Regions from separate parts of the Homo sapiens genome. Here region 1 is linked to region 2. The links are chromatin loops, found by intact Hi-C in ENCODE. Cell type or tissue: heart right ventricle. All regions are shown on one strand. Each heading gives the region's core, and the rest is flanking DNA. Links, peaks and the distances in the headings are about the cores only.

Region 1 (3,563 bases), core at 1,064-3,563, 210 kb after region 2:
AATCCTGCCTGGGCAGCTCCTCTGTTTGTTGCATCACTCTGGTTGCCTGGGAGATGAATTCCCAGGTCATGAGCCCGGATTAGGGCTGGGTGGAGCAAGATGGAGCAGATGAGCTCATGAACAACACTGTTGCTGTTTGCACTGTGGACCTTAGTAACCTGCCAGAGAGAGACGGGCTTAGATCTTGCTCCTCCTGCATTCGGGCACCATGGACAGAGGAGGTCCTGGAGGGACCAGCATGGGTTTTAGGCTCAGTCATCTCTAGGTTCAAACCCCAGCTCTACTTTCTAATTCCTGTGTGACCCTAAGCAGATGGCTTTCCTTTTCTGATCCTCCGTTTCCTTAAATTGAGATGATACCATCCATCCACCTCCTCGACTTGTTGTAAGGGTTAAGTAATAAATGGATGACTGGATTTTGTAAAGTGACAATTGCTGGACAACAGAACTCATATGGCAGAGGACAGTATTGGCAGATACAGATCAGAGAGTATGGACAGCAGCTTGGTGACAGCTGACAAGGAGAGAAGTCTAGAAGAGCTCTGGGGTTTCTGCAGGGAAGGTGTTTGTGCTGAGTACTAACTTGGGGGAAGGAAGGGAAGGGAGCAGTTTGCAGGGAGAGATAGTGGATTCTCCTTTGGAGATGTGCAGTTTGAGAATCCTGTGAGTGGTGATGTCTAGGAGCCACCTGAAGCCTCAGAGAGCTGATCTGGAAGGGACTTGGGTGTGTTAGCTTAGAGAAGGCTGTGGAATGTGTGGGATACTCCCAGGAAAATGCACAGGGGCCTTAGGAGGGGACTCCAGCACAACTGCATTTATGGGACTCTTCTAGGAAAAGAACTCTGCAAAGGAGAATGGGGGTTGGGGGAAGAGGGGGAGAGGTGAAAGGACTTGGCCAGGGTCACAGAAGGAGTTAGTAGTTTGGCTGGTTTAGAACTCAGGTGTCACCTTACAGGTAGCATGGGAGATGCTATGCTGCCCAGCCTGACATCTCTCTCTCTCTCTCTCATTCCCTCTCTCCTAGTGTACTTACTATAGCTTAGCAGCTGGTATTCTTTGTTTTTAAGTGAAAGAAACAGACTTTACGTAATTTGGGGAGAAAGGGATGTGGGATAGTTCATTTAATCGAAAAGAAATGTTGAACACTATTTAGATGTCAGGAAGGACAGAATGGGGCCACTCTGGGGATCTGGAGCAAGGAAAATGGACATCTCAGGACACTGTCTCTGGAATGAATCAGCTTCAACTATTTCCCATCCTCAAGTCTCTCTGCATGAGGTTCAAATTCCCAGGAGAGAGGCTCTGCTTGGCTTAGCTTGGGCCATGTGCCCACCCCTAGTGAAGGAAGGTTGACGTCCTTTGATGGACGTTCCCAGTGAATCTGCACAAAGTGGTAAGAAAGATGTCCCAAAGAGGTATTGAGGGACTATGACCAGAGTAAAGACACATAAATGCTGCCAGGCAGAAGCCACAGGTGTCTACCCACCCCCACTCCACCCCAGGCCTGTACAGGGCTCTCTGGAGCCTTCAAAACTGGGTTAGAGGGCATTCCCTGGAGGAAGTAAGACCTGAACATAGAAGAATGTGATTGGCCAACCTGATTAATTCATCACTACCCACTTATACCTGGCAGGATCCCCAAGGAATGCAACAGAAGGTGGAACAGGGTAGCTTTAATGAGAGGGAAAAGAGAGGAAAAAAAGGCCTTAGCCATTTAGACTAATTAGAGATGAGGGAGGGGTGGGGGAAGGTAGGTCTGTGCTGCCAAAGTGCTTTTTATTTGCCAGCAATTGCTCTAAGTATTTTACATATCTTAATTCATTTATTCCTTTCCGCAACTCTACAAGGTACTCCATCATCACTCCTATGCCAAGGAGCCTGAGGCACAAAGAAGTTAAGAAATCTGCTCAGGGTCACCCAGCTAATAAATGATAGCACAGAATTCAAACCAGGGCCGTCTTGCTCTGGAGTGTGTATGGATAACCTCACACGGCTACACCAATGCCATGTTCTAGGACAGGAAATAAAATTTGCATCAGGTGATATATTAAATCAAAGATTTCCTTATGAGAATCTCTCAGACCTAACAGCTGGGTTTACTTTTCTTGTTTGAAATGCAATCCATTCTCTATGAAGAATATTTGAAAAACACAGAAAAGCACTGCTCCTAGTTCGGGCTGTTATAATAAAGCACCACAGACTGGGTGGTTTATAAACAGTAGAAATTTATTCCTCACTGTTCTGGAGGCTGGAAGCCCACGGCCAGGCTGCCAGCATGGTCGGGTGGTGGTGAGGGCCCTCTTCAGGTTGCACACTGCCAGCTTCTTGTTGTGCCCTCACATGGGAGAAAGAGGATGAGAGTGCTCTCTGGGGCCCCCTTTATAAAGGCGCTAATCCCATTCATGAGGGCTGCATTCTTATGGCCTAATCACCTCCCAAAGACCCAACTCCTAAAACGATCACATTGGGAGTTAGGATTTCAACATGTGATTTTTGGTGGGATACAAAACACACAGTCCATAACAAGCACAAAGGAAAGAGTAATGTGAACACTCAACTTCTTTACAGAAATAGTGGATTTTAAAACAAAATAGAAAGCAAAATTGTATTTATTTTAAGTTTTAAAATTTTTTTAGAAATGGAGTCTCATTTTGTCGTCTAGGCTGGAGTGCAGTGGCATGATCTCGGCTCACTGCAACCTCTGTCTCCTGAGTTCAAGTGATTCTCCTGCCTCAGCCTCCCGAGTAGCTGGGATTACAGGCGACTGCCACCACGCCTGGCTAATTACTATTATTATTATTATTATTATTATTATTATTATTATTATTTTGACACAGAGTCTCACTCTGTCACCCAGGCCGGAATGCAGTGTCATGATCTCGGCTAAGTACAACCTCTGCCACCCAGATTCAAGGGATTCTCCTGCCTCAGCCTCCCGAGTAGCTGGGATTATAGGCACCCACCACTGCGCCCCATTAATTTTTGTATTTTTAGCAGAGACAGGGTTTCACCATCTTGGCCAGGCTGGTCTTAAACTCCTGACCTCGTGATCCACCTGCCTCGACCTCCCAAAGTGCTGGGATTACAGGCGTGAGCCACCGCGCCTGGCTAATTTTTGTGTTTTTAGTAGAGATGAGGTTTCACCATGTGTGCCAGGCTGGTCTTGAACTCCTGACCTTAAGTGATTTGCCCGCCTCGGCCTCCCAAAGTGCTGGAATTACAGGCATCAGCCACCGTGCTCGGCCAAGAAATAGTGGTATTTTAAAACAAAATAGAAACGCAAAGTTAAATTTATTTATTTTAAATGGAATATCATACATACTGATTATTTGAGGCTGGCTCTTCCCATGTTATTTCTGTGACAATAAATCATCTTCAGGAGCATGATATTTAGTGGTTGCATACTGTTTCAGCCGTTTGTCCAACTGATGCCCTGCAATTGAACCACTTCTGACTTCCACTTATTCATGCATATAAAAGCAGCAGACAGGGCAGTCCGCATCCCCCAGCTCCCTTTTACTGTTTCTGTATATGCCTCCCCTGGCCTCAGGGTGCTTTTGTTTC
Region 2 (4,952 bases), core at 1,280-3,779:
CTCCATTGTCTTCCCACCAGTGTCATTCCCACGCTGCTGCAAGCCACCTGGACAACAGACACAGCCTCCGATGACCTCTCTCCTCCATTCTTGTTTTCCTTGTCCATTGTCCACATAGCTGACCCTTCCAAAATGCACACCCAATCCCATGACTCCATTGCCTAAAATTTTCCTTATTGTTTTTAGACTAAAGTCCAAAATCCTTGATGGGAACTACACAGCTCTGTGATCTAGCTCCTGCCTTCAGTGTGATCTTGCATTGCTCCACTGTCCTGATCTCTATGGTCTAGCCAGTGAGCCTCCCTTAAGTGTCTTGCTCATTCTGATCACAGGGTCTTTGCACCTGCTGCCCTTTTTTCCTAGGATGCTTTTGTGCTATCAGTTCACTTTCAATTTGTTAGCTGTGGTTTATCCTTTAACTCTTTGCTGTGATGCATTCCTTGGTCTCTGTAAGCCTGGCAGGCTGTCATATAAGGATGCACAGGTTGGACGCTGCACAACTCTGGAGAGATACACTATTTGCATTTTAGTCTAAGTGAATGGAATCTCCCTTTAATCAGTGAGTGGAAAAAAAGGTGAGGCTAAGTCACCGAAACTGACAAATTATTGAAGAATTGCTACACATCAGCACTGTGCTAAGCATTTTGCATTATCAATCTCATTTACTTCTTCCAACAAACCAATGAGATGGTTATTAAAAAATAACTGTCCCTTTTACAGAAGGAGAAATGGAAGAATAGATGAAGTTGTTCAAGGTTACACAATTGGTCAGTGGTCAGAACCAGGATGAGAACCCTGGTCTTCCTGCATTTAAAACTAGGTTTCAGGCCAGGTGTGGTGGCTCATGCCTGTAATCCCAGAACTTTGGGAGGGCAAGATGGATCAGTTGAGGCCAGGCGTTTGAGACCAGCCTGGGCAACATAGTGAGACCTCTCTCTCTACAAAAAACAAAACAATTAGCTGGACATGGTGGCATGCACCTGTAGCCCTTGCTACTCAGGAGGCTGAGGCAGGAGGATCACTTAAGCTCGAGAGTTTGAGGTTGTGGTGAGCTATGATTGCACCATTGCACTCCAGCCTGGGCAACAGAGTAAAACTCTGTCTCTAAAAACAAAACAAAATGAAATAAAAACAAAAACCAAAACAAGACAAAAAACTTGAGTCCTCAGCCATTAAGCCTCCCTGAAAATTCAGTCTTCCCATCCTTTGAACTGGAAGGAAAGACATTATTCCACTATTTTCTTTCTTAAATCCTTCCTGTTTTTAAAGAAGGGTTTGCTGAGAAGGAAGGTGAGTATGAAGAGGGTTGAGGGAGACACACAGTGAGGATGGCTCCAGCTAATAAAGACAAGAGTGGCCGGGCGTGGTGGCTCACACCTGTAATCCCAGCACTTTGGGAGGTTGCGGCAGGCAGATCTCTTGAGGTCAGGAGTTAGAGACCGGCTTGGCCAACACGGTGAAATCCCCTCTCTTCTACAAAGAAAAGAAGTAGCTGGGTGTGGTGGTGCGTGCCTGTAATCCCAGCTACTTGGGAGGCTGAGGGAGAAGAATCGCTTGAACCCAGGAGGCAGGGGTTGTGGTTAGCCAAGATCGCACCACTGCACTCCAGCCTGGGTGACAGAGTGAGATACCATCTAAAAAAAAGCAAACCAGAGTGATAGACAGTGCAGGGTTAGGAGGGGGCCTGGGAGAAGAGGTGAGGGAGGGGGAACTGACATCCAGAAAAGAACCCACAAGCAGCTAAAGGACTGTATTATTGTTTTTTCCTGTGTGAGGTGCAATGTAACCTTCTCCCTCTCTTCTGTGAACCCTTCAGTAAAATCCCCATTACGCACTGGCACATATGGAGTGGGGACTGCTCTCTGAGGGGCTTGAGGAGCCAGGCCCCAAGGTGGGCTGGGGGAGCAGAGGTGGACAAGGGACGGATTCAGGAGAAAAGAATGTGGAGTCGGAATCCCCTCTCCATGCACCACACCTGCGTGACCCGAAGAAAGTCATCTCTTGTGTACCTCCGGGCTCCCACCTGGCACTGCCTAATCTTCATGCAGGGGCCATGAGGATGCTGAGAGGCCCACTTGGTACACAGGGCTTTGTGAACCAAAACAAGCCAAGGAAATGTCACTATTACTCTCACTATACCAGGAGTACCTGTAGTTTATACACATTGAATCAATTATGAGCTATGAATGAAAAATATAACTTGTGTGAGATCACGAAAATGTTCCCCCCGCGATGCCTTAAGGGCCGAGCAAGACTGTCAGTGACCCGATGGTCAGCAAAAGTAGCGATGCAGCGATATAACAGTAGGTGGCGCTAGATGCCATAGCTTTCAATCAAGTCCTGGTTTCTTTTAATCTCTTTCTCTGCCTCCCTCTTCTCTCACTTGATTGAAATGGAAATTGGCTGCCAGCATCAATGAGCCCCCAGCAGCCCTGAGACTGAGCTGGCATGCCAACAGCCAATGTGTTATCCACCCAGTTAAAAAAATTAATCAAATGCATTAATCTCATAAGCTCTTTTGAAAGACTAGGTATGAGGGGCCAGCAGTCCAGCTGTCAGACCCTGGGAGCTAATGGGAATCTGTACGATGGGCTAGCGGCTGCTGTTCAAAGTCCTGGAGGAGCTTCAGGAAACAGGAGCCCCGGGATGTGACAACCACTCTATTCTGTATCGTGAACCTTGCAAATGGCGTGTCTGGAAATGCGGGAGGCTTGAGATGGCAAATGGGCTCCAATCTGAGCGCTAGCTTCAATCTACCCACGAGTAGTCATTCTGTCTGGAGTGTCCTCCAGTCCAGTCTTATCAGAAGAAGTATCTGTGATTGATTAGCAATGTCTGCCACAGACCCAGTAAGGAACAGCAGCATCAATGTGCCCCATTACCATTCCTGCATGGGGGGGTGGGGGGGGGTGGGGGGCTTTACCTGTCTTTTCTCATTAAATATTCACAGCCACTCCAAAAGTTGATAGCATGATTATCTCTATTTTCTGATTAAGAGAACCGAGACCCAGAGAAGTTAAATAACTTGCCAGAGGTCACCCAGCGAGTGAGTGAGGGCTAGAACCAGAAGTTTAAACGTATCCTGTTGGCTGCAGGGCTCTGTTTATTGCATATTACACCACAGTTTACTTCCTTTCTTGGAAATGAAAAAATTTATTTGGCAATTCATCCTGGATAAATGAAACAAAGAGTGACCTAAGAAAGTATCCTTTCATATTGCCAATGTCCTGATAAGAAGGATGTGTGTTGGTGGTTAAGCCCCCAAGTGGCTTCCATCCGTTTTCTCTCTCCCTGGAAGAAGATAAAGTTGACATCTCTGCAACAATCAAGTGAACCCCCTGAAGGTCCAAAGAAACACAGCCTCCCATTGGCTAATAACTTTTAACCTCATTTTTTTTTTTTAATGTGAAGAGCAGAAGCAGAGCTGAGCTTAAGCCACTGGTGAAAGAGAAAAGAGCCAAGATTCAGGAGAGCTGCTTGGGGCTGGATGAAGCTTGACTCTTGGGCTGAGCTTTAGTGTGACACCAGAGATGCTGGGATATGAATTCTACAATGCTGTCCCCTGGATGCCATTCGATGGAAATTTACATGGATTACCTTTTGAGGCTCAGTGAGGGGCAAGAGCAGCTCACATATTTCTTAAATATCTATTAGGAGTTAGAAAATATCTGAGGATGTGGTGCTGAACAAGGGGCCATCCTTTCCTCAGGGATCTGGTGGTCTAGTAGGAGACACTTAACTACAATGTAGGAAAGTGCAGGCATCAAACCGTGTGGGGGCTGGAAGGGTTGTTGGCAGCGATTCAGACTGTGCTGAACACAAAACTTGGGGGAAAGGGTGTATCGGGGCTCAGAACATGATACCCCAAAACATGGTGCCTTGGCATGCTAAGTATTTTGGATGGAAAGAGATGGGAACAGGCTCAGAAACAAGGTCTCTCTGACTTTCTTTCCACCTCTCCTCTTTCTCTCCCGAGAAGGTCATAGAAACTGGAATTTCTCACCCCCAAGGTGAGAACCAGCTCTGTCTGGTTCCTTCTGTCTGAAACACCTATAGGGCAGAAAAAGTAAAACCTTTTACCTCACCCATCACAAGGGTCTTGGATGACATCACCATAACAAAAGACATATTAATGAGAGAAAAGCATAACAATTTTTTTCTTTTTTTGAGATGGAGTCTCGCTCTGTTGCCCAGGCTGGAGTCCAGTGGTGTGATCTCGGCTCACTGCAGCCTCCGCCTCCCGGGTTCAGAACATGAACGAGGCTTTTCACCCCCAAGCTGGCTCACAGAAACTAGAATTTCGCTCTCCCAAAGCAAGCCATAAAACCTAGAAAGGCTACTGTCTGGCCTCCTCCCTTCCATCCTGATGGTTCTATGTGACATGTTTCTGGTCCCATACCTGGGGGAAAAATGTCTTACAGAGACACAGAAAAGAATCTGAACAAACATGCCTTCCTAAGCACACCTCCCCTTAGGTTTACTACCTTTAGATAACACCCCTTTTTGTCCAATCACGTTTCTCTACAACTATCCACTCTTCTCATCAGACTTAGCATAAAAACACAGTTTTCCCTTGGTCTTTGGGTCTCCATTTCTGAAGGCTCCCATGTTATGTAAAACTTCGGTTAAAAAAATAAATGTGGCCGGGCGCAGTGGCTCATGCCAGTAATCCCAGCACTTTGGGAGGCTGAGGTGTGGGGATCACTTGAGGCCAGCCTAGCCAACATGGCAAAACCCTGTCTCTACTAAAAAAAAATACAAAAATTAGCTGAGTGTAGTGGTGCGTGCCTGTAGTCCCAGCTACTCAGAAGGCTGAGGCAGGAGAATTGCTTGAGCTGGGGAGGCAGAGGCTGCAGTGAGCTGAGATCGCGCCACCGCACTGCAGCCCGAGTGACAGAGCGAGACTCTGTCTCAAAAAAAATTGTTATGCTTTTCTTTCATTAATACGTCTT

Evidence for each region. Hi-C counts contacts between places; a loop is a spot of excess contacts. Peaks named below come from ENCODE experiments on the same cell type or tissue, not always from the same donor. Only the 100,000 strongest peaks of a DNase experiment are listed, where the experiment ranks them.
Region 1: it touches region 2 in a loop (2.5-fold over the local background); 7 of 110 quality-filtered maps call a loop at or near these places.

Annotation. Positions count from the first base shown.
Region 1 is chr12:119,205,321-119,208,883 of GRCh38, reverse strand. No RefSeq gene overlaps it. Among named protein-coding and RNA genes, the nearest start is that of HSPB8-AS1, 23 kb to the right of the region's middle. In heart right ventricle, for the core only: a CTCF peak has its summit at 2,312 (motif pointing left); no DNase peak of the experiment used is centred there; H3K27ac peaks cover 993 bases.
Region 2 is chr12:119,410,722-119,415,673 of GRCh38, reverse strand. The region is part of intron 1 of CCDC60 (coiled-coil domain containing 60); the gene reads right to left. All of the region lies in intron 2 of PRKAB1-AS1 (PRKAB1, TMEM233 and CCDC60 antisense RNA 1), which reads left to right. Among named protein-coding and RNA genes, the nearest start is that of CCDC60, 78 kb to the right of the region's middle. In heart right ventricle, for the core only: CTCF peaks have their summits at 2,102 and 2,302 (motif pointing right); a DNase peak (open chromatin) is centred at 2,303.